5 separate regions of the Homo sapiens genome follow, and all the other regions are linked to region 1. A link is an interaction called in ENCODE POLR2A ChIA-PET data of the cell type or tissue named here. Cell type or tissue: CD4-positive, alpha-beta T cell. All regions are shown on one strand. Region 1 overlaps PARD3B (par-3 family cell polarity regulator beta). Region 2 overlaps PARD3B (par-3 family cell polarity regulator beta). Region 3 overlaps PARD3B (par-3 family cell polarity regulator beta). Region 4 overlaps PARD3B (par-3 family cell polarity regulator beta). Region 5 overlaps PARD3B (par-3 family cell polarity regulator beta).

Evidence for each region. Peaks named below come from ENCODE experiments on the same cell type or tissue, not always from the same donor. Only the 100,000 strongest peaks of a DNase experiment are listed, where the experiment ranks them.
Region 2: POLR2A ChIA-PET joins it to region 1 with 10 read pairs; 5 of 35 experiments call an interaction of 5 or more read pairs at or near these places.
Region 3: POLR2A ChIA-PET joins it to region 1 with 12 read pairs; 4 of 35 experiments call an interaction of 5 or more read pairs at or near these places.
Region 4: POLR2A ChIA-PET joins it to region 1 with 13 read pairs; 5 of 35 experiments call an interaction of 5 or more read pairs at or near these places.
Region 5: POLR2A ChIA-PET joins it to region 1 with 12 read pairs; 6 of 35 experiments call an interaction of 5 or more read pairs at or near these places.

Annotation. Positions count from the first base shown.
Region 1 is chr2:204,965,808-204,969,807 of GRCh38, reverse strand. The region is part of intron 3 of PARD3B (par-3 family cell polarity regulator beta); the gene reads right to left. Among named protein-coding and RNA genes, the nearest start is that of PARD3B, 420 kb to the right of the region's middle. In CD4-positive, alpha-beta T cell, no CTCF peak of the experiment used is centred here; a DNase peak (open chromatin) is centred at 2,007; H3K27ac peaks cover 2,713 bases.
Region 2 is chr2:204,879,166-204,883,165 of GRCh38, reverse strand. The region is part of intron 2 of PARD3B (par-3 family cell polarity regulator beta); the gene reads right to left. Among named protein-coding and RNA genes, the nearest start is that of PARD3B, 340 kb to the right of the region's middle. In CD4-positive, alpha-beta T cell, no CTCF peak of the experiment used is centred here; no DNase peak of the experiment used is centred here; H3K27ac peaks cover 1,861 bases.
Region 3 is chr2:205,127,014-205,131,013 of GRCh38, reverse strand. All of the region lies in intron 10 of PARD3B (par-3 family cell polarity regulator beta), which reads right to left. Among named protein-coding and RNA genes, the nearest start is that of NRP2, 550 kb to the left of the region's middle. In CD4-positive, alpha-beta T cell, CTCF peaks have their summits at 97 and 310 (motif pointing right); no DNase peak of the experiment used is centred here.
Region 4 is chr2:204,870,152-204,874,151 of GRCh38, reverse strand. The region is part of intron 2 of PARD3B (par-3 family cell polarity regulator beta); the gene reads right to left. Among named protein-coding and RNA genes, the nearest start is that of PARD3B, 330 kb to the right of the region's middle. In CD4-positive, alpha-beta T cell, CTCF peaks have their summits at 2,174 and 2,374; a DNase peak (open chromatin) is centred at 2,361.
Region 5 is chr2:204,893,386-204,897,385 of GRCh38, reverse strand. The region is part of intron 2 of PARD3B (par-3 family cell polarity regulator beta); the gene reads right to left. Among named protein-coding and RNA genes, the nearest start is that of PARD3B, 350 kb to the right of the region's middle. In CD4-positive, alpha-beta T cell, no CTCF peak of the experiment used is centred here; no DNase peak of the experiment used is centred here.

The DNA.
Region 1 (4,000 bases):
ATTTATACCTATTCATAGTATCTATTTATTAATTTACACTCTACTCAATTCCAAAAGGATGTGAGGTGCTATCACATATAGTACCTAAAATATATGGATAATTGAAATCTACAATTAATTTTTAAAAAGTCATGCAACTGAACAAGCACTGTTCTAGAAGCCAAGAAATGTGGGTTCCAGTTCTAGTTCCTTATTCAACATCAGAGTACACATTGAATTTTAACTTTTATTTGCTCATTTGTAAAATAATATCGATTACCTACACAATTGCTAATTATAAAATTCTGTGGAACTGCATATTTCTAGGTCAGCATTTCACAAACGTTTTTCTGAGGCATGCATACATCTTTTGAGTGGAGGTGAGGTTTTGGGGTAGATAAGCATTGGGATTCTGTTTATTGGCTACTTTCTAGACTTCTTCACCCTTTCTTCCACACTAGCATAACCAATCCTATTTGTCCAAAGATGGAGAATGAACAAATTTAAATAGCATCTAGAACTTAAGCGCTCAATAAATGTTATTTATTAACTAGAATCAAGCATCCATTGAAACCCTAATACATGCTCAGAAGAACCATGGGGTTTCACAGAGAAGACTTGGAAAATTCTCGAACTATAAATTTTTAAGTCCAAATAGATCATGTGAATATGATTCTTTCCAATTTCGCCTGGGATTTTGGTTACCACATCTCATCATTTAAATGAACTCTCAGGCCAGCAATCTCTGTACTATATGGTAACATGCTTTGGCTGATTTCAGAGCCACAGAATCTTAAAGTGTGAAAGTGATTTGCTACTTAGGGCTGAATCCCCAGGGTTCAGTCATTCAGCATTACATTAGAAAATCCATTAGAAAATAAATGATAGGAAATAATTTAGATGAATGAGGTTGGAATTATGTGGTTGCCCACTTGATTTAAAACTCATCTTACGAATTAAAAATATATACCCCATCAGCTTATAGGGCATGAGACTATGAACCCCTTTATGTCAGTAGATTTCTGCTGTTCGTCTTTGTAACCCTTGATTGTTAGATGAAGAATTAAGAAATAATACTTACTGTAAGCCTACTGTACTGTTTTAAAGATTTGGACAAGGCTTCATGAAGAAGGTCATATTTGAGCTTGAACTTAAAAGGTGCATATGAGTTCACTATACAGTAAAGAGACAAAGGAATGAGCCAGCTAAAGAGAACAGTATCTGCAAAGGCACAGAGGTTTGAAGGTGGTAAATTTGGAATGGCAAGTGGTTCACAGTGGCTGCAAGTTAAGGTGACTGTGAAAGACTGGCCAGCAATAAAGGTGGGCAGAGAGGAAGCAGCTAGATCATGAAGGGCCTGGGAATATGAATATGCATGCATAAGTATTACATCCTGGAAGATAAAGAAAGAATGGGAGGAGTCAACCTCTGTATGCATTACATGGAGAAGGTGGTTGTTGGTTTTTAACAGAATATTGTTGATGGTTATCTTGTGTTGGAAAAAGAAATATAAAAATTATACTGAACACTGAGTATATTTTGATATCAGATTCCAGAAAAACATAAATTTTGGGTGCTCAATGTGATGTAATCACAAAAATCTCTTGATTCCTAATATTTGTTGAATTGTGTCTGCTTAATTAAGAAAAGCAATGTAAGCCAATGAAGATTAAATTTGCTATTTTCTTAAGAAAGTGGCCTTAAGAGTGAGAAAACCAGTAAAAAATTAAGCCCTATTTCTCTTGTACCAGGTTGGGTGAATGAGCTGTGAAAAGTACAACCAGTTCCAATGGCTACACTAGCTGACTGGGGAAGGGAGATGAAGGGCCTGGGTTCAATGGCTGACATTTCATGAGCACCCTGTTAGGAGGAACTGCTGGGGCACAGGTGCTGCAAAACTCCTCTCACCGCCCCTCCCATTCTTCACCTAAGCAGGCTTTCAGGGTGGACCAGACAGGACAGCCAGGTCACACTCCCAGAAGTGCCATCAATACTGCCTCTACTGCCAACCACATCTCTCCATCTGGAGGTGCACAGCCTATGGCCACATCCTGCCCCGGAGCCAACAACAGGAAAACAGAATGGGTGGAGACCAAAGCTGGCTGTGTTGCTTCCTTCTTTAACTTCGCTATCTGAAAAACCTGACAAATATGTTTTTTCTTTGCTTTTTAAGTTCCAGAAATGCAAAGTACTCAAACTGCTAGAACCATGAAAGTGGGTAAGGGATGATTTTTTTACGTCATTCATCCTTGCCCAAATTTCTCCTGCTGATTCAGAGGAACCATCTGCATCAGCTTGCTAACGAGTTTAGATATGGTTCTCAGGGTGATGGGAAGCCAGTGAAGGTCGTTAAGCAGGGGAGTTATATTACATAATCAGATTTGTGATTTAGAAAGGCAGCTCTGGCAACAGTAGGGACTGGAGAAAGCACACAGTGTAAAGAAAGAGGTCAGTCTGAGGCCTCTGCAATAGTCTAATTGATGGCAAAGCTCTGGCCTGCTGTGGTGGCTGTGGACAAGGAAGCTGAATAGCTGACAGAGTGGGGGAGGTAGAAGGAAACGGTGGAACTGGAGGTGATGCCAAGGTTTCAGGCCAAATGGTTGGAAGGGAATGTTTCCCACCTAACAGTGAGCTAGTCTCATCATTTAATCTGGTACTAAGTGAAATGAGATTGTAGACCAAGGAGTTTAGTATTTTCAGGGTTTTGGCATATATTCTCAAAGTAAACCCCAAGACAGTTATATTAGTTGGTTGTTTTAGGAATTGCATGTCAGAGGCAGCACAGCAAAATGGTTTCTCACACCACAGCCAGCAACAGTTCAAATTCTGGCTCTGCCACCTAATAGCTATGGGATTTCTGCTGAGTTACTAAACTTCTCTGTACCTATTCCTCAACTCTTAAACGATAAAAATAATAAAAGCCGACTAATTAAGTATGACGAGGCTTAAATAAATGAGTTATTATGAGTAAGGGATTTAGATGGTGTGTACTCATGTAATAAATATTGTTTTCTCTGACTTATCAAAAATCATATGGAAGAAGTAGACAGTCCACACTTTCAAAGAAGGGGAATCTCGGCTGACTTTTTTTTCTTGCATTCGATATTATGTTGTTTCAATATTCCAACAAAAAAGCTGAAGAAAACAATCTTTTTTCCCTGACAAAGCTCATAAGAGAGAGGTGAAAACAAATTCTCCGGCACAGAAGTACTCTGAGGTTCGGCCATTTGAAGACCACAGTGCTTGCTTATAAATAGAATATTAAAATAAGCAAGAGCAATTTTCTCCTTTCGTCTTCCCTTATTGCCTAATTTTCCTCTCATACCATTTGCATAATGGATAAAAAGGCATCCATTATGCAAATGAATGATGGGGCTGTAAGGTTGCTGAAGCCACAAGGCTGGCTCCAGATGAAGAGAAGCTGCCACAAAGCCCTCCAGCAGCCACGTTCCAGCAGACTGCTTCACTAGCTCGGTTCCAAAAGATACAGGAAAACCCACTTAGACCATAGGTCATTAATTTCCATTTGGTTTATTTTAAAAGGGGCACTACAGATGCTTTTCCAAAAATCAGTACAAAATATGGATTGTCAGCATTAGAGTATGTAAATTTAACTTTACAGTATATATTTTATTTCAAATGGGAAAATGAGTACTATGTACGATTCTAACCATTTTAAGCATATGTTTTGCTTTAAAAAGAATAAGAAGCTGACCTTTGCAAAGTGGAATAAGCCTCTGTTCTTCTAGCTTGAGAATTCCCTCATAACAGGTGCTCTAAGTAGTCTCAAAATGTTGCACAAACATTCCACAGGCATAAAAAGTTGTTTGAAATACCAAGATATTAGTGGATTTTCAAAAACTTCATGCAGTTAAATTGAGCTAAATTTATCTTTAGGAGGTATCACCAAAACAGACATGTTATTTCTCTTGGAGTTGTAAACTGATTGAAACTTTAGAATAATATTTACTTTCTCATTCTACAAATATAATGAAAAATATTTCTAAGCAAAATTACTGGA
Region 2 (4,000 bases), 87 kb after region 1:
TAAGTAATTATGACAACCATGGTGATTCAACAACCATTTGAAAACTTATTTTCTCTAGCATTTCCAGAGTTACAAAGAAAACATACAAATTTTTATTTATATGATATTCCAAACAGATTGAAGAAAATTAAGGAATGCTTTCTAGACATAGACTACAAGGTGTCTTTACAGGAGCACGGGAAGCTCATTCTTTTCATAGAAAAATCCAGTCCCCTTTTTCCAAGTAAAGCAATGCAGAGTAGGAATAGAATAATCCCCAAATTCCACCAGGACTGCCAAGCTCATTCTGAATGGTATTTGATGGTATTGTAGGTTAACCCTCTGAGGTTCTATTGCAGTAGTTTAAAACCTTTATTAGAGATTCATAATCACCTGACCTCTCCGAAAAGCCATCTAAATCAGTGATGAGGAGGAAGGGCAAGATTTTGTATTTCTAATAAGCTTGCAGGTGATGCCCTGCTGTCCACATGCTATACTCTGAGTACCAAGGTTCTAAATCAAGGTAAAGACATTGAAAAGATCCTAATAGTAGGACTCTTTGTTTGTAGCCCATAGAACCAGCCTGCAGCTTTCAAAGTGCATGTTTTGTCAAGGAGTCTGATTACCAATACATTAAGCAATTCATTGTGAAGGATGAAGGAGGGGAGGTAAATAAAAGAGGCAATATACAAATAAAGCTTTTGCAGTCAGACACTTGCCATAAAAGAAATCAATTCAGTGGTAAAGCAGTCTATTGGCATTTGTAGATTACCCAATATTAGGCTAAATTTTAGGAGGATTATAGAAGGATTATCTGATTATTATCCTCCAAAAGAGGTAATCTAGAAAAAATATTTAAAGAATTTAACACTAAATGATAATAACTCTGCATGCAATAGGCCTCAAATATTGCCCAGCAACAAAGGTTTCTCAATGGATTTGTACTTCTGGGAAACAGAGAAATGGTACAGATTTTTAAATATGGGGAATTTAGAAAATTGCTTTTCTTGTTATATCCAGTTTAGAAATTAAAATCAACTCCAGTGATTGTATTCCAAAGGTAGCAAAAGTCAGTTTATAGCTTTGTGCTCCAGTTCAGGTGAGATCTTGTTCTATCCCTTGCTACAGGAAAAAAGGAAGCATACATGTGTAAGAAGGCGACTGTGCTGCCTGACGCCAGGATGTGTCTTAGTGATGCTTCAGTCAAGGGTGTCAGCTATCTCCAGACCCTCTAAAAGTGAAAGCCACAAGGTAATGCTGATTCTTGGAACTAGCTTTGCCTCTCCCAGAACACTCACGATTCAGGGACAGTGCAAAAGCACTCCTGTGCAGCTCTCAGATAGAAAAAGAGGCGACTAGGCAGTCCTTGATAGCAGATGCACAACACACAGCAGCAGCACTCCTGACTCTGGGTTGCAAAATCTTTCTCTGAAAAATCTGTTACTCCTTTCCCACTACTCCAAGACACATAGAGCTTCAGAGTTTCCTTCATTAGCCTGGCCTGGAATCCATCAGAAATTTGCCTTTCAAAGAAGCCCTTTCTCAGTTGGCTTCAGCATGCCCCTTGGCAACCATCTACCAAGTTCAGCAATTCTTCTTTTTCAGAACGAGATCTATAACTCAAAACAACTAATTTTCCCAGACAATCAAAATAACACTGGTGAGTCCTTCAGGGCTAAAAGGAAAAAAGAAAAAAAAAAAGCTTAACTCTCCCTCATTGTTTTCTTATTAAGCAAAAATTTAAATGTTACGTTGTCAACATATAATGTATAAAATACACAGCAATCTGCTGAAGAAAGAGCTTTCAATTAAGATTTATCAACGTGTAGATCTTGACTTTGTTGATATACTCTGTATTCAGCACCCCCCACCGAAAGGGATTTAAGTAATATAATTAAACTGTTGAAAATGGCATTTTACATAGACATAGATACACACACATACAGACTGGTCAACCACATAAAAAGTACATATTAACAATATTGGCATACTTTGAAAACAAAAGAAAAAACTGAGTAGCTAAAGATAATATCTAATACGCTCATGGTTTTCTAACGCACAGACCTCAAGGAAATGCTTGCCTCTACTTAACTATGAGGTAAACATCAATTGTTTTCAGTAGTGTTAAATGATTTTGTCAAGATGGGAGAAGTTTCATAGAAATTTTCTAACCCTACACAACAGGTAATTCTAGTGATCTTGTTTCCATGACTTCTCTGATCTCTGATTTTTTCTTAATGAAATATGATAAAATATTAATTCAAGATGCCAAGAGACATATATAAACAGAAACACTGTAGCACGTTTGTTCTAATATAATTGCAGGATGTTGGCTCTACTCCTAGGTAATTACTGCATTAGTTAGCTCTGGCTCCCTATAGGGTTATGCAATTTTTTAGAGTAGTTAGACCAGATATCCTGTCCATGCAAAAGTCATTTGTGTGCAGCCCCACATCAGCTGGATACTTCTTGGAGATAACAGGGCTTCTGCATACTCTGCTGTATTTTTTTTTTTTTTTTTTTTTTTTTGAGATGGAGTCTCGCTCTGTCACCAGGCTGGAGTGCAGTGGCATGATCTCAGCTCACTGCAATCACTGCCTCCCAGGTTCAAGCCATTCCCCGCCTCAGCCTTCCAAGTAGGTGAGACTACAGGTGCACATCACCATGCCTGGCTAATTCTTTGTATTTTAGTAGAGATGGGGTTACAACATGTTGGCCAGGATGGTCTCGATCTCCTGACCTCGTGATCCGCCCACCTCGGCCTCCCAAAGTGCTGGGATTACAGGCATGAGCCACCGCGCTCGACCACTCTGCTGCATTTCAAACTGCATGTACATATATGCATGCTCTCTCTCTATATATGTATGATATACCTATATAACACATAATAGTAGGTATCATATACTATTAAATGAAACTTCTGGCAATTAGTCAAAGACAGAGATAGGGAACAATTGGTAATTCCAACATGCTAAACTATATTAAATCACAAACAACTAAGAGAAAGAGATTATTTTATAGAGCAATTTTCATGTATCAGGAGTTGGTAGTCTGGAAAATAAAATCATGGATCCAGTCTTTTTCCCTTTAGGAAGCACAATCCAGGTATATCAAAGAAACAATCCTTTAGAACAGTTACATTATGTCTGATCAATAAAAAAGGATGCTTAGCTATTTCACACTTAATAAAACAATCAAAATGAATAGAACTCTGACTTTCCCACTGAAACTCTACTAATCATCAGTTAGAGTCTATTTCAATCTGACTGGTCTCTGGCACTTGACTTCTGTTGGATACTCAATCCAGCACTGGCAAAAAGAATAAGCCCACTGATATCCGGGCTTTGCAAACCTAATTTCAGAATTAAGCTGTCAGATGTAAGTACACAATTTGGCTAGCCAAAAGTAAGAATACAGGCCAAACCGCCTCCAACCAAACATTCAATTCCCCAATCTTTTAAGGCTGGTAATTAACAACCTTTAATAGCTTTACAAAGGGCATATACCTAAGAACAATCAGGAGTTATTTCAGAATCTTGCACTATACCCCCACAACCCATACAGGCATTTGGTTCCCAAGAAAATTTACAGATTATCCATTTTCACATTGGTTTCCTCCAGGAGTGTAGCATTGCCATATAATCTAAGCAGTCTTAGAGCTGACCATGTCATTGTAAGATGCTCAGAGAGGTGAGGTTAGTTGATTAGTGTCAACACACATGGGTTAGCATGAGGATTAATGAACCCAACTCCTTCCTCACAGTCCAGAGCTCTATGACCTGGCTCAGTTGATACCTTAAAGATTCACTTTAAATCAAGACATTTCAGTTTCATAAATCCAAATAGCCTTGAGCATGTCCTGAGACGTTCTTACCCCAAGCACCAAAACCAACTACACTTTGTGGGTTGCCTGTCACGGCCCCTGCTTGACCTGTCATCTGAGATGTGAAACAGGAGGCTTTGGGAACTGTGCTCCCTGTCCAGTAACAAAAATGGGTTTGTTTATTTTACATTTGCAATT
Region 3 (4,000 bases), 160 kb before region 1:
CTTAAAAATAAGAAAGAGTTGGAACCACATCTCGCATGCTAAGGTAGTCACAGGGACAGGTAACCATGACAGTGTTGGACTACACTAAGCTCAGCAACTGTTAAGTAGGGTTCCACATGCATGTGCATCATTTTTTCTCAGCAAAAGCAATATTCCTAAGTGAAGGTCAAAGCAGCATGACAAACATGGCTAACTTTTGGTTTTCAATCATGCCAGGCAGGAGAAACTTGCTTGCTTGAAATACAGTTAATCTCACTTGCAGAGGCCAGCATCAAATAGCAGGCAAACGTGGCAGGTAGAAATTATAAATACATTTGAAATTTTTTAAGCTCATTTTACCCACCAGGGGTTGCTGTGATTTTCAGGATGATTTAGAAATAAGGCAGCAGGTCAGAAAATGAAACGTTAAAGAGGTTAACAAAGAAAGGGCAGAATCTTCCTTTCTACCCAATAAAAAAAGAAGACATGCACATACATGCACATGTACACACACATACATAGCAAATAACTTTCTCCTTCTCTCTCTAGCTCTTAAAGAAATGAAGCCATGAAATTAACAGAAAAACTTCAGTTTTTCAGGAGCTTTCTTAAGTGGAAATACGGCTTTATCTGACATTTAGCATAAGAAAGAATTTCAGGTATCAGAGACAGAAAAGAATTTGTAGGCCACATCTCTTACAGAACTGACCACGCAAACCACCAGTTGATTAACTAGCATAGTTTTCATTTCAAGTATAGACACAGACACAGCAGTTTAGCCTTCAGATTCTAAATCTATTACCAAAACTAATCTCAAAGTACCTTCTGCAAAACTGTTCCTTATGTGAACACCTCTTCAGTAAACTCTCACCCAGTCAGGGGGTGAGGACACCAAAGGATCTTTCAGAATGGGATTCTGGAAAGATTATCTTTGAAATACCCTTCTTTTGGTAAAGATACTAGAAACAGCTAAATAGTTGTAATGTTATTATATAAATTCCTCTCACTTGATTTTCAACCCGGTCTGCCCCAGATGGAAAGAAGGTTGGCTAAATATGCTGCTAAACTTGGGACGTTAATCAATTGCTCAGGAAGGACACGAACTAGAATATAGGAGTTCAGCACAGTTCTTTTAGGTGGCAGGTCAGGAGAAATGACCAGGAAATGGATACCATGGCCTTCAGAATGACAGAGTCACATCCAAGAGACAATTCTATATTGGGACTTCCTGTATAACTGCTGACCACATGCTCCCTTAGCTTAAGTGTTAAGACTTTACAAGAAGCTAACGATAACAAGGAAGTAAGGAAGATTTAAGCGTCGGAAACTAGGCAGTGCAGTGCTGTTAAGAAGGTACAGAGCTCGCAGAACAGCAAGGCTTAACAAAAGAGGACAGTTTCTTAGAAGAGGAAACCAATAAACACAGTTTGTTTTCCTCAAAGGAGATAGAACACGACAAAAGTAGGAAGTGCTGTCCTTCCTTCATCCTGCCAGATTTTCAATGGAAAGTCAAGTGTGTACATCAATCATGATAAGGAAGAAGAGACCAAAGTGATATCACCTTCAAGTTTTTGAAAGGAAAACACAAAGATGTATCACATAACACACTTCTTTATTTTGCCCTTTCAAACAGGCCGGTGTATGCCACACTATGAAGTAATTCCCACTGAAATAGCCCAGCACGTGCCAAACATCACCTCTTTTTAAACTTCCTGCAAGGTTCTTGCCTCTTGGCATTCGAGGCAGGCATTTGGGCTGGAAAAAGAGTGCTTTTCCTTATTTCTCCAATAGGAAGGCTATGGGTCCACGTGACTTAGGTGCTTATAAACCTCAAATGCCCTTGCTTTGCTATGGTGACAAAGAAAATTCCACATATTTGGATGGTTGACTGTCAACTATTTTTGAGAGTCTAGATATTTGCTAGAAACTTCTAAAGGAATGAATACTAAGCATATACCCTCCAAATTTAGTATAGAACTAGAAACAATGAGAACAAATAATTTGTTTGCACTCATAATCTCACAGTTGCACAGTTAACTTAATATGCTCCCTGGTGGACTTGGCCTATGTCATTCTGGGATAGAAATCAAATTTCACTAAATTCCATTAAATGAGAGTGAAATAACACATACAGCTGCCTCCCTTATCAATTTGACTGGTTATAAAAATGTTGTTTTTAACTCAGTATTTTGGATCCCAGAATACATTATAAAATAATAAAAAAATAAAACAATCATTGTTCAAAAATAGTGGTTAGTCCCAGGCAAGGCTGCATAAATCTATCTACCCCATAATATATCTAGAGTATAGAATTGTGTTTACACTACTACAGAAATGGTCATGTATTAGAAAAAAAAATTATAGCTAACGTATTTTGAGAACTTACAATTAGCCAGAAACTATGCTACAAGCTTTGCCTGTATTATCTCATTTAATCTTCACAACAATTCTTACAATACAGATGAGGAAACAGCCTCTGAGTGATGTTCCGAATGGCTCTACATCACACAGCTAGTAAGTGGTGGATACAGAAGTTGAATTCTGGGATGTGAACTCCAGAGACAATGTTAAATGTTATTCCAGTTGCTAACTTCCAGATATAATTGCCTTTGATGAGGAATGAATTCAGAGCTTCAAACTGGGATAAATCAGCATCCCTTACCTGGTGGAGGGGCATAGCTTCTAGGAAGAAGGTATTAACTGTGGGGTTAAAAATTCCAGAGGACATATGGGAGAAAGGTATAAGGAACTACTAGACAGAAACTGCAGGCTCGAGGGTTTAAGTTCCTAGTTGGAGTTCTGTGGTTGCATTCTTTTGCATGCTCAGGGGCTGCCTGAAATATTTCTGTTTTTATGCAGGGTTTTATTTCTTCCAGGACCACAGTTCAATGGAATACACAGTCAAAACTTATTTCTTTGCTCTCCTATCTCAGAAATAAGCACATAGTTCCACTGAGGATTTTGGAGAGTTTTTATTTCTAACAACCTAAATATCAGACAAGAAATGAAAGGGCCTCTTGTGGTGCATACACATAACTGCCCCCCTTTTTATTGTTTCTTTTCACTTTGACCCTTGTAGAGAAAGACCAAGGTCTTTGGATAAATAAAAGATTGAAAGAAGAATCCATCTGTATTTTAGAAAAAAAATCCAGACTCCAAGTTTCTGCATCATTTCTCTAGAAAGTGTGAGGAGATGAGACAGACATTCAGGATTCTACCTTTCAAATGGTTGGGTATGGAGGAGTCAAGTAGAGGAATGGAAATGGGGACTATATCTGCATGACTCAGATCACTCTTTTTTTCTTATTTTCCCTATTTTGTTACAGATCTCCCCAGAGTACACAATAAGGAAAGGGAAAAATGGGTAAGATGATGGGAAAGAGAAGGAAAGGGAGAAAGAAAATTCCATGCCAAGGAAACTTGGAAACTGTCTGAAGAAACAGATCAGGTCTACTTTCCAATCCATACAATAACTCTTTACATATTTGATAATAACTGTCATGTCTCCTAAAATTTCTCTTCTTCAAGTGAAACATCATCAGTTCTGTCAACTAATCCTTACTGTTCCAATAACCTAACTCTGGGAACCTACATGTGCCTTTGTCAATTCTTATACAGATTCAAAGGAAATAACAAGGAGTAAATACAAGTCCTTTTATCACATTTGTTTCTATTTGTTATTAGCTACAAAATCCCTTCTGAATTTTCTTTTCTTTTTCCTTTTTTTTTTTTTTTTTTGAGACAGAGTCTCGTTCTGTTGCCCAGGCTGGAGCGCACTCGTGCAATCTTGGCTCACTGCAACCTCTGCTTCCCAGGTTCAAGCAATTCTCCTGTCTCAGCCTCCTGAGCAGCTGGGACTACAGGCACATGCCACCATGCCTGGCTACTTTTTGTATTTTTTAGTAGAGACGGGGTTTCACCATACTGGTCAGGTTTCGAACTCCTGACCTCAGGTGATCCACCTGCCTCGGCCTCCCAAAGTGCTGGGATTACAGGCATGAGCCACTGCACCTGTCCTCCT
Region 4 (4,000 bases), 96 kb after region 1:
GTTGTTTTGAGACAGAGTTTTTTGATCATCGCTCAGGCGGGAGTACGATGGTGCAATCTGGGCTCACTGCAACCTCTGCCTCCCAGGTTTAAGCAATTCTCCTGCCTCAGCCTCCCAAGTAGCTGGGATTACAGGTACCCGCCACCATGCCCAGCTTATTTTTGTATTTTTAGTAGAGATGGGGTTTCACCATATTAACCAGGCTGGTCCCGAACTCCTGACCTCAAGTGATCCGCTCCCCTCAGCCTCCCAAAGTGCTGGGATTACAGGTGTGAGCCACCACACATGGCCATTAGTTTTGTTTTATTCCTATCTGCCCTTCTTGTTTACTATTAGCCTGCCTCTTCTCTCACTGCCAGATGCCTACTATATTTTTGTTTTCTTATTTGCAGCTAGAATCATTACGTGGACTCAGGTGTAACTTCTGCAGACAGACATTCCCTGATCAACCTACCCAGGGCTGTTTCTAGCTACTCACACATCATCCTGTTTCTTTATTACCACATTGTAATTTCATGTTGTTTTGTTTTTCAAACTCATGTACTGTTTGCCTACCCTCAAAAGCATTTGTATTCTATGGATGCACAGACCTCATCAGTCTCACATACCATTAAATGGTTAGCAACTTAAAAGAGTGTCTGGCACAAAATACGTGCTTAGGAAAGTCCTGCGGATGGGTGATGAAGTGTCTGGGGGACAAATGAATAATGAATGGCTGGGGAAATCACTGGCTTGAGAATCAGACAACCGAGTCTAAATCTCCCACTTTCAGACCTGGGGCTTGGACTCAGCTATAGTTGCCTTGCCTGCTATGATAGGAAAAACAGCTTTCGCCATATATTACTGTTGTGAGGACTGAATGGCATTCACGTCCTCTTTAGGGTAAAAGACTGAGAATGAAGCCTAGTCAAATTGTGTGTAAAGCAAGAAAAAGCAGATCCTGAACAAGATTCTACCTGTAAAGGATATACGCTTTAGTGTCTGTCCTTCTTATGCAGAGCTTCACTGCTCAGGTCTTTCACATGTAACACCTCTATCTATGTATCTGTTAATTATCTACTAGTTATTTTATAATCATTACATTATAATTATCTTTATCTTTTTACTTACCTAATAGCTAGATTAGTAAAATGCCCTTTCTTCAAGTGAAGTGCTTATTAAAGCCAAATCAAGAACCACCTCCCTACCTCTTACTTCTTTAGAAATTGTTTAAAATACTGTTTACTCCTCTCTAGATTTGAGAAGCAAATAAGGACAGAATATAGAGGGACATTAAAGTTTAAAAGGATACAATTCACAATAAAAGACTCAAGAGTAAAGCCTACAAGTAACTTAAAAAGCAAGATGGTGTAGAGTTCAAATAAGTATTTGGTTTATGTAGTATCTGCCAAATTAGGTAAATGAAAATTATTCATATAATTACCCAAATATGTGAACAGCATAGAGCTAAAGTTAATCCAATTAGAGAAACACACAGAAGAATTTATTACAATTAGATTCTCAAAGTAGGTAGATGACCTTTAACAACTTCTGTCCTAACAGATATTAAACAGTATGACAGCAGTCTGGGCACATCTCTTAGGACTTAAACACACTGAATAACAAGTCAAGAAAACCGCATAGCTAGCTCAATAAAAAGCTGAGCAAAAAACTAAACAAACACAAAAAATGAATACCTTTCCTCCCAAAATGCTCTGTAGGCATGGATAAGATACAGTGACGAGATCATCTAAATGTCCCTATATACAGGGAAACTGAAGATGACATTTTATCCAAAACCTTTTAAGCAAAACTTTTAATCCTTCCTTGTGAAATATTTTCTACATTTTTATATAATTATATGCATACATATATATTACATGTATGTTATATATATAACTATCTATCCATGTATCTATCTATAAAATGTGTATGTATAAAATTTGGCAGATAAGTCCTAAAACAATTGCCATATGCTTTTCCCATCATTTTCTGTATTGTGTGGATTTCTGAGAGAATTATAATCTTTTGGAAAACAAAACAAAAATAATTATATTTTTAATGAAAACACATTTAATGTAGTTTTGAGTCAATAGTGTTAAGAATAGGTATATATGTAGCCGGGTGTTTTTCTTTGTTTTGATTTTGGGAGTTTGGGTTTTTGTTTTTTGAGTTGCTCAGTAGTAAATGATAATTAAAGAACTGTGTGACTGTCCATTTTAATGACTGTGTTTTAGATATCCAGACTTTCTCTTCCATGCTGTCTTTAAGAATAAAGGGACAAGAAAGCTTTAAAATTGGGTTTTAATCTACTTAATGCCACAAGTAGATGAAGAAGAGCCACTGGCCTTGTATACATTTACAAAAGATCTCATAGCTCCATCTAGCTCCAGATGAGGGAATTTAGAAAATAATGCAGAATTACACCCAACAGGACTACCAACACATAAAAGGGAAATCAGGAAGAGTCAAAATGAAACTATTATGCAAGCAGTGAGTTTGTAAGTGCAGGAAATTTGTCAATTAACACTGATTAAAAAGAATATTCATTAGTTAATTGACAGTTGATTTTCTAAGGAAAAAAATCATTCATATCATTATTATTTACTTTTCTAGCACTTCAAGTTTAAAAAATACAAAACATAACGTGAGAAGGGATTAGAATTGAACTTTTTTCCCCCCATTGAAAATGTTATTCTGTCTCATACATTGTTCTAAGTGTTCTGAATTCTGCCTTGAGCTCAGGAAAACAAAGAGGAAGCTACTTCTAAAGTTAAAATTGAAGGATAGATCAGGATATGATGCAGAAATATGACATGATTAGTATTTTTTATTCAAACAATAGAGTCTGTTGAGTTGTTTATAGTCTATAATAAATCAAAGGGAAATTCACACAAAGTCCCCAAAAGGGGGTTATTTAAAAAGAGAATTACAATTCATGAACAGTCTACAAATATCTCTGTAATGTAAAAACACAAAAATATGCAGTAAAATACTAAACAATTAATGTGAATACAGCTAGGAAAATAACTTTGGGCCTAAAATTAAAGAGAGCCAGGAAGAACATCTAAAGTCATTACTGCAAACTGCATTTCCCTAAACTTTAATGTCCCAATATATGATATATGTATGTATGATTATATATTAAAACATAAGGAGTTGCAGTTTGGATTTGATGATACAAAATTAAAAAGCATAAATCTTTTATTATGTTTTAAAAATATTTTCAAACAATTTAAAATGTCTTAATAATAGGCAATCCCACATTTCTCTAAATATAATTTGTTGCTGAGGATCTCAAAACAAACATCAAAATCCCTGAAACCAAAAACAAATGGGTATTTAAGCAAATTTAACTAGTTTCCAAATAAAATATTCAAAAGACACAAAGGAAACATTATGTGCACCTCTTTCTTCACTTTAAAAAACCAGCTCATTTTTGTGTATTATTTTTATTCAACTGAAATGCAACAAAACTTCCAAGTTAATTTCACAGAGCTTAAAAGAAAATATTTAATTATTTGCTCTTCTTGCAAACTCTTCAACATGTGTCCTCATCTTCCTATTTTACTTAGCAAAGTGATCAGATGACCTTAATCAACCAGGACAGCTCTGGCTTGAAACGCTTACCCCGAGCATTTCATTCTCCTCCATCTTTGAGATAGAGACATGACCACCTATTTCCTGGCTTGTCAAGAGTATTAAATCCCTAGCAGAAGGATAGAGCTTCACTATCGGTGTCTCCTCTTGCTCACAATGCCAAAACCTAGCATGCAAACAGAGCACAGGCATTTGATAGGGACTCTTAGCAACTTTCAAATTAATTAACATCATTTTTTTAACTTCAGCTAGGGATATTCTGAATTATAGTTACAGTAAGAGGTATTCTGGTAGTTATCCAATTAATTGTCATGCTCAGCACTTTATTTGGCTTGAAGCCTGACAGCATACTTAAGTTTACTGGCTTCTCAATCTAAGGGGACTTTCTCTACCACCCCATCCAAAATGCTTATATTGGGGG
Region 5 (4,000 bases), 72 kb after region 1:
CAGTACCTACAGGTTTAATAGTTCTATATTTATTACGGCCTACACACTGAGCTACACACAATTTATGCGACTTTTTACCAACTCTTAGTCCTCTAAAACATTGATTCAGGGCAATTTTACTAAGGTCTAAATGAGAAACTGCTTATAAAATAAAGACACAAGTATACCAGTCCCTCACAAATCAAAATATTCTGATATGTCTAAGCCCTTATAGAAACCAGGGATTTAATAGCTAAATTATAAATAATTTTGTGAAGACCTTATAAATTAATTTGTTAAAAATATTTCCATGAACAACATAAGGGAAAAACACTTAAAATAAGAATATCTATGGTATTATTGTACACAAGTCAATAAGAATAGCACACAATTAATTTCCTTTTATTATTGTTCACTTGCTAAAATCTTTTTAACCCCGCTCTGCTGTACAGATGCAATTTACTACTAATATAATCATTTTTATGTGTTCAAGATCATATGCATACCAGGCAATTTTTACTTTTAGACAAAAGTTCAAAGGCTTTCTTATTCTGTGACCTCCAAACAATGACATTCTGCCTTGGTCTTAGAGACTCAGAATAAGGAAGTTAACAATGGTTAAAGCATTAGATAGCCTTTATTTAGTGTACTGGACCTAGCTAAATAGATATTGTCCACTCCCTTTCTAAATGATAAGACTGTAGAGTCTTGTCATTAGTCTCTCTTACAAGGAGTACTTGTACTGATAATAAAAAGCAATACTGATGATGATTTTAATTGCTAACATTTATTAAGCTCTTACAATGTTCCAGGAACTGAATAAAGGGACTCATATACACCTTTTCAATTTGTCCTCTCAAATCAATCTCTACAGTATGGTAGATTCAAAACGTTACCTCCATTTCATATATATGTAATAAAAGTTTAGATGGATGGGATAAACATGTCCGAGGTGCCACCACGGGCAGAGGTAGCTCAGCCAGTCAAGCCCAGGTAGCTTAACTCCAGAGCCCTTGAGCTTCACATCATCAATATGCAGCACAGCGCCTCTAGATAATACCCAGAAACAGAAGCATGACATGGAGGCCAAGACCAACTTCCTCTTACCTTTATTTACTTTCATTATTGATTCAATGCAAAAAGCCCCTTACTTTGCTGACATCTAATTCATCCTCCTTTATAAAACCTAACCTCTAGTTATCTCATTTGTTAATTATTCTAAGTAGAGTGATGAATAATAATAGCTAGCATTTGCAGAATCCCATTTCACAGAACAAGTACAGAGAATACAGTGTGAGAGGTCCCACAGCAGAAAACTTTGGTTTAAGGGAAGTCTGAGTAGAGAACCTGTACATTCCAAAACCAAAGTGCTTACGGTTGAAGAAAAGTCACAGAAAATTATTTATGCTCAGATTTTATTGAAAGGGAGTATTTACTATACAGCTAAATCAATAGTACTATCCTTTGTTTATATCCTGTCTACCTTTTCAGATATTGTTTACAAAAAATAAGAGTCAATACTGCTTTCAGGTAGACCCCCATCTAACTCTAAAAACTATTTCTTTTAAGTATTTTTAAGTCCTTTCCAACTGCTTGCTTTCATGCACATACTCTTTCAGTTCCTATAGTCAAAAAGTTCTCAGGAAAAGTGAGTGTAAATAGGGATAAGGAATCATATGTACATGGAATCTGAATAAGGAGGATAATATATCCTAAAGATAAAGCACAATACAGTTAGTATTGGTTCTTTTTTTGGCGGGGGAGCTCACTAAGTTTGAAAACATTTATTTGCATAAAACAATAAATGTTCAGTAAACAATTTAATGCAACAATAATAATTTTCTTAGCTTGTTATTACAAAAATATGTGATAGTATAAATGTTCATAGAATAAATTAATATAAATTTAAGAAATCTCATAGATATATATCGGTTAAATACCTGATAACTGAAAAACACTAGCTTTGGCTGGGTTATAACATCAGTTTTGTAAATTATCTAAATTATATTCTGAGTTTTAAAGGGCTAGGTAATGCAAAGTTATAGATATTTCATGGTTATAAAAATAGGATAAGTATCCTTTTCTTAAAGTTGCATAAAAAGCTTTTGGTTTAAAATTGCAAAACACATTTCAAATTAGCCTTTTAAAAATGATTCAAAAACCATATACAGCTTGTAGAAGGAAAATAAACTACTTTTCTAACATAACCTAATGCCTCCTAATCTAGTTTTTGTCTCTAAGTAGGTTCTATTTTTAAACAGGCTCCTTGATTTTTCCCAACATAAATGCACATTTGCACATCCTTCCCTTCACATTGCTCCATGTACACTTGAATTATGGGGTTTTTTTTGGTAGGTCTTTCTCCTTAATTCTCTACTTTTCAAAAAATCTATTACTATAGTCCAAACATTTTTAAGTTAGTGCTTCTGTATTTTAAAGGAATAAATTCCATTTTCCCTTTTAAAATAAATCTACTTTTATTTCTTCTAATCAAGTTTATTCTTTTTGATAATCTCTCCTTTTATGGACCAAAGGCATTCTTTTATTGCTCTTTGAAAGGCACTATTTATATTACCTTAGTTCATTTTATCCATGTCATCTATAAACATATATTTTAAAACTTTGAAAAAACAAACCCAAGAAATTTAATTTTCATGAAATCCCCTTTAAATGTCCAACCCTGAAACACCAACAACTCAGCCCAGGAGTGATCTTCAAGCATTTGGGGGTTGGGTTTTACAGTGTTTATTTCTTTATTTCATATTTTCATTATTAGATGCAAAATGTTTGTATTCAGCAGTTATAACTTACTAGAAATTTGCAATTTACTATAATAAGCTCCATTTCAGAGAATCACAGAAGTGTTGTATTTTAAGGAGCATTTAATATATCTCCTGTTAATAATGAGGAAGCTGGGGCATGGATGTTTGACTTGCCCATGACAGGAAATGAAAAAAAAAAAGTAAAAATGCCTGTCACTATAATATCTTTCATGTTTTGTTAATATTCCTTAAAAAATGAGATTTAACATATTCCAGCCCTGGTTTATAGTCCTTTTTCTGTTTTTTCCTCACCTCAAACTATTTGTTTAAAGAAAATGTCTGTATAACATACAGCCTTGCAAAAATGCAATTCCATTACTACAATTTCAACAGATTCAAGTAGAATACACACATTCTTTGCAAAGGACACCATTAATCTCTGAATACCAACATGTATAATTCATCAAAAAAACCCTTAATGCCCTTTAAATCACCCAAAACTTTACAAATGTTATAAATGACATTAAACCCATTTCAAATTTTACTACAAACCACACAGTTGAAATGGCAATTAACTTTTTTTTTTTTTAACTAAAATAGAGTTTAAGATAAGGTCTTAGTGTCTTTGAAAGGGACACAGTCATATTTTCTATATAAAATAGATTTACTTATGTAATCACATAAATGGAACAAATTACAGAGCCTTAATTAATTTCTCATTCATTTTGCATAAACTTTTATGAATATATACTTTGAATTAATAATATAATAAAAGTTATTCTGCTTTACTTTCAACAACAGCTCTTTTCTATTCATAAGGCACAGTCTTAAGAACTGAGCTATTCAGTATGGTAGCCACTAGCCACATGTGGCTGTTGAACACTTGTGATGTGGCTACCCCAAACTGAGATGTGCTATACATAAAATACACATGGGTTTTCAAGACTTACTATGAGACAAAACATGCCTTATTTCCATAACTTTTCCATTATATATTCAAGTTTGTGGATATACTGAGTTAAATAAACTATGCTATTAAAATTAATTTGTGCTGTATCTTTTCACATTTGAATGAGGCTACTAAAATATTTAAAATTACATATATGGCTAACATGCAATTTCTTTTGGACAGCACAGCTTTAGAATCTTTAAATACATGCATTTGCTTATTTATTAATCTATCATGCAAAAAAAAACCATTTATTTAGTTATACTTGTGGTCATCTCATAAAAATCCCTCATCTGACTCTATATTCTCC